Regions from separate parts of the Homo sapiens genome. Here region 1 is linked to region 2. Evidence: read pairs that join two places in POLR2A ChIA-PET (ENCODE). Cell type or tissue: OCI-LY7. All regions are shown on one strand. Links, peaks and the distances in the headings refer to the core of each region. The heading gives the core; the rest is flanking DNA.

Evidence for each region. Peaks named below come from ENCODE experiments on the same cell type or tissue, not always from the same donor. Only the 100,000 strongest peaks of a DNase experiment are listed, where the experiment ranks them.
Region 1: POLR2A ChIA-PET joins it to region 2 with 5 read pairs; 4 of 35 experiments call an interaction of 5 or more read pairs at or near these places.

What each region holds. Positions count from the first base shown.
Region 1 is chr3:181,835,411-181,838,234 of GRCh38, forward strand. No RefSeq gene overlaps it. Among named protein-coding and RNA genes, the nearest start is that of LINC01206, 120 kb to the right of the region's middle. In OCI-LY7, for the core only: no CTCF peak of the experiment used is centred there; no DNase peak of the experiment used is centred there; H3K27ac peaks cover 182 bases.
Region 2 is chr3:182,055,403-182,058,226 of GRCh38, forward strand. No RefSeq gene overlaps it. Among named protein-coding and RNA genes, the nearest start is that of LINC01206, 100 kb to the left of the region's middle. In OCI-LY7, for the core only: no CTCF peak of the experiment used is centred there; no DNase peak of the experiment used is centred there.

The DNA.
Region 1 (2,824 bases), core at 193-2,692, 220 kb before region 2:
CAATAGAAATTTCTGAGATGGTGAAAATGTCCTATATCTACACAGTCCAGTATGATAGTAAGGGGAGATGTGGCTGTTTAACATTTGCAATGCGGTTAGTGCAACTCAGGCACTGAATTTTTAATTTAAATTAATTTAAATTTAAATAGCTACATGTGGCTAGTAGCTACCATTGGACAGTATAGCTCTAGATGAAAGATGAGGTAGATTCATTGGTTGAAAGTGAAGCTGAGAGGTGAGAATGTAGGGATAAGTTGGAGGTTACAGAAGAGATGAAAAGATGTAAGACAGTCCTCTTGATGTGTGATCATGACTGGTCAACACAGTGGTGTGATTTTCTCCAGCAAATACAGTTGCAGAAAAATCATATTATAAAAACATTGGCTGGGTGCGGTGGCTCATGCCTGTCATCCCAGCACTTTGGGAGGCTGAGGCAGGTAGATTGCTTGAGCCCAGGAGTTCGAGACCCTGTCTCTACAAAAAATACAAAAATTAGCTGCATGTGCACTTCTAGTCCCAGCTTCTTAGGAAACCGGGGTGGGAGGATCGCTTGAGCCTCGGAGGCAGAGGTTGCAGTGAGTTGAGATCAGCCACTGCACTGCAGCCTGGGTGACAGAGTGAGACTGTCTCAAAAAAAAATAAATAAAATCCCTCCCCCCCACCACATACACATTTTGACACCAGAGTTGAACAAACCCCCATTCTCCTCTAGTTTTCCAGGGAGGAAACAGATGGCCATGAAAATAAATAACTGAAGTTACTGGCCCAAGGTGACTACTACCTGGCATAACCAGGTCCTTAAGTGTTTCATTCCCTCAAATTAGTACCCTTTCCTTCATTTTTCTGCCTCCTCTTGCACCCTCTATTTGAATAATTTAATACCTATGGGCAAATGTTTTAGTACTCTCTAAAATCAGACCTGGAATCCAGACTGATCTCAGGAAAGGTGTGACCTCCAATATTACTTATGTATAAAATATGAGCAAATATTTTGCCGCCTTTTGTATTTAATCATTTTTCTTTGGCTTCTTTTGTCCCCTATGCAGTCTCAATACCTTCACAGAGGTGAAGAAGCAGCAACCAAATGAATTAGACAGCAACATGATTCCTAGAGAATGGCAAGACCAATTCTTCAACTACTTCTTCAGCATTTCTGAAACATATGGAAGATGGCCCATTGTGCTCTCTTAATTCTTTGATAATCTGGACATTGACTTTTCCATTATATGACCTGGGCTTGTGGGCATCATGTCATAATGCACCTGTTCAGACATCTCCCTGTACCAATATGGATCACTTGAAGAGACTCCTTTGCCCCCATCAAAAAGGATACAGTTGTGTATCTCTTCCATTTTTGTTTACAGTGCCTAAAATTATTTGAGCAGTTTTTCACCTCTTCTCTGATAAACACCTTATTAGTCCTTAAAAAGAAAAGAAAAAAGGAAAATAAAACTTTTATTGAGATCCTAACATGTGGCAAATGCAATCATATAAATAATTTATTTATTCAACAAATAGTATATGCACAACCCAATGAAATAAATGAAGGATACATAGATGATGAGGACAAAGTTCATGCTTAAAAGAAGCTCTTAGTCTACTGAGAGAGACAGATAATGTCTAAGGATAAATTGCAGCATAAATAAATCCAACCCTGGGAGGTAACTATTTTTATTCTTGTTTTACAGATTCAGAAACAGGCCACTAAAGGTTAAGTGATGAATTCATGATCACACAGCCAGACACAGGATTTCAACTCAGATTCAAATACCGCCAGAACACCTCCCATTGGGGAAAAAAACCTGCCAGTAAACTACATTTAAAATTTTATTTTGAATGTCAAGCTTAAAAGGTAAGATATAATTAACATATATCACTAAAACATTTTTTTAATGCTCTGAAATATTACCAGGAAAAGTCATCAACTTTGATTCTATCTTTTTTTTTTTTTTTTTTTTGAGATGGAGTTTCACTCTGTTGCCCAGGCTGGCATGCAATGGCACAATCTTGGCTTACTGCAACCTCCACCTCCTGGGTTCAAGCGATTCTCCTGCCTCAGCCTCCCGAGTAGCTGGGATTACAGGCATGTGCCACCACGCCTTGCTATATTGTTTTTTTTTTTTTTTTTTTTTTTTTTGAGACAGAGTCTCGCTCTGTTGCCCAGGCTGGAGTGCAATTGCAAGGTCTTGGCTCATTGCAACCTCTGCTTCCCGGGTTCAAGCGATTCTCCTGCCTCAGCCTCCCAAGTAGCTGGGACTACAGGTGCATGCCACCATGCCTGGCTAATTTTTTTGTATTTTTAGTAGTGATGGGCTTTCACCATATTGGCCAGGCTGTTCTTGAACTCCTTACCTCAAATGATCTGCCCGCCTCGGCCTCCCAAAGTGCTGGGATTACAAGCGTGAGCCACTGTGCCTTGCCGACTCTATCAATCTTTAAAAGACATAGAAATGTAGTCTTGGAAAATGAGCCCTGGAACTGAATCAAGGACAAAGTCACTGAAAATAACTCCTGGCTTCTTGACATTCTAGCTGTGTGAACATGGACTTGTAACTTAATGTCCTCTAAACTTCAGATTTCACATACTTAAGGTGAAGATAAATAATACTTATTTCCCTGGGTGAGGATTATACAAGATATGTCTAGGGATGCAGTAGACATACATTCAATGTCAGCTGACTTTGAATCAAGCAGTGTCATTGTTCTGGTTTTTCCTAGGATTTGATTTTTACAGTATTCAGTTTGTTTACTTGTTGAGAAAAATTAAGGGGGGGCAGAGAAATGAAGCAATGGTTGGAGAGAGAAAGGAGGTGTGTTCACATTG
Region 2 (2,824 bases), core at 51-2,550:
AAAAAAAAAAAAAAAAAAAAAAAAAAAAAAAAAAAAAAGATTCTCCACTTCCAGGCCTATCTTGTATATTTCCCGCCCCAGCTTTAGAATCAGTTAATTTTTCAAGAACATCTGATCCTTTTATTGAAAAATGGTATTAGAAATCAAGATCGCTAATAGCCTGTCATTACTTCCAGGCCCTCTCAGTGGAGAGAATTAGGAAATATATTTATATGTGTGTGTGTCTATAGCAACCCATGTATATGCACATAACTGTAATTTTTCTCTATCAAACCATCTGCATCTATATAAGCTAAACATGAGTTCACACTGATGTCTCTGAATCTAGTCCAGTACCATGTGGTTCACTCTAGACTTCCCTCGTGGCTTATCTGTAACTTTCTATGCCAGCTGGTAGAAATCTGGTTCTTGTCATGCACCATCCATTTGCTCACTTGTTCAATCTTAGTATATATGTACAGCAATTTCATAATTGTTAGCCTATACCCCCATGAGAAAAGTCACCAGCTAGAGTACAGTAAGCACAGTACAGTTTTGTTTAGTCTTGCAGTTTCCAGTAAAAACACAATTTTTCAAAGTTACTTAGGTCAACACCTTCCCCAGGCCCCCCGCTGACTTATTCACTTTTTATATTTATTTATTTATTTATTTTGAGACAGTGTCTTGCTCTGTCACCCAGGCTGGAGCACAATGGTGAGATCATGGCTTACTGCAGTCTCAACTCGTTGGTTCAAGTGATCTTCCTACCTCCACCTCCCAGTAGCTGGGACTACAGGTGCATGCCATCATACCCAGCTAGCTTTTTGTATTTTTTTGTGGTACAGGGTTTTGCTATGTTGCCCAGGCTTGTCTCAAACTCCTGGGCTCCAGGAATCCACCCACCTCAGCTTCCCAAAGTGCTGGGATTACAGGCATGAGCCACCATGCCAGGCCACTTATTCACTTCTATTTGTTCCAGAACATAGAACAATATTTGGCATATAAAAAGCATTTAAAAAATACTGGCTGAATGAGTAAATGACATAAAAATCATGAAGGAAGGGTCTCATATTTTTTCATTTGTTACCTTTTAGTGAAGATGACCTTGACAACCAATATATATTGCAGTCCGACCCCTCATTCCCTATATGCCTTTGCTGATTTACTTTTGTCCATAGAACTTATCATCATCTACATATTATCATATTTGGGGCATGTTAGAACAGCAGTGATTATTGCAATACAGTCTACCATTTATCCATGAATACTTCTTGCCATGAGCTTTAATGAGACATTCAACTGCTGCAATATATTTCATATGTCTATCTCTCACTTAAAAATTAGTATGCCTGTATCAAACATTTCCTGTATCTTATAAATATACACACCTACTCTGTACCAACAAAAATTTTTTAAAAATTAAAAAAATTTTTTCACACATAATCTTATTTAATCCTTCCAAGACCCTGTGAGGTACGCAGGGTAAATGCCTAAAGATGACAAATTGAGGTTCAGAGGAATAAATAATGTGACTCAAATCACACAATTAATCAGTGATAAAGTTGGGATTCTTCTGTTAGCCACTATATCTCCCGGGAGCATAAGCAAAAGATATCTTGGGAATGGGGATGAGATGGCGCTGATCGAGTTAGACATGGCAACCAGGGCCCTGAGATACCCTTCTACCCCTTCCCCCCACCCCACACACCCACCTGGGAGAATACCTGTTACTGGAACAGAATGAGCATGACTTCATAAAGAATAGTTCATGTCTTTAATAAAATTTACCTTCCATCACTGGTAACTATGGCTGTGATAAAGAGAAACAAATCTAAAGATTTTTTTGCCTTTTATCATTTACCATTGGAGAATCACTTTAGAGCAACTCAGAAACACACACAGTTGGGCCAGCTTTGTTTCTTGGCTAATGGGAGAGTATGAACTGAGCCCAGATGACCACTTTAAGGGGCTGTCATAAGAAAAATTTAAGCAGAGAGGGCATGTGGATGAAGAAAGAAGGAAAACCAAGTGATCTTACTTTTATTTAAAAGTAAAAGTCAACACTTTCCCCTGACCCCCCCACTGACTGACTGACTTTTTTTTTGAGACAGGGTCTTGCTGTGTCACACAGGCTGGAGCCCAGTGGTGAGATCACATGCAAATAAAAGTCTTTTATTTTTAAGGACTGTTCCATGAGCTGTTATGTTGGTTATTACGCTGGAGAGCAGGGTCAGGGAGTAACTGTGGAATGATTTGACCAGCAGCATGTATTCAAATATGTGGAATGACAGATTATCTTGCCTTTTGCAAGGCAAGTTTACGTTTGGTATTGTAAAGCACATTAATGCATAAATATGACTTTGTTCAGACTTTCCTTATATAAATACTAAAATGGTATTTGAGTCAGTTCCAATGAGAATATATGGTTCTTAAAAGCCTAAAGTGCAAATTAAAACTATCTTTCCAGCTTCCACAGCACCCCTCAGCCTCTCACCACCACTTATAAGTAAGTTTATAGCTATTTTATGTTAAAACATTTTAACATAAAATTTAACATAAAGTATTCCCTGGAACATCTAGGCTTGGCCTAGTAGCTACTCTGATCTTGACGAATCTATAATCTGACTTTCACAAAAGTCAGTTACCTAGTTTCTTAAGTAGCTTCTTTTAGTTCTCTTCTCTTCAAGATAATGGGAATGGGAATGATTTATCTGCCAAAGGAGGCTGTAGTGGGATAATACTGAGCACACTCCACATGTTGTATTTTGGTCTATATTTACTACACACATACACTTGGGGATTTTCTGACAGGAGGCAGGAGGGTTGGAGTAGATGGTATAAAAGG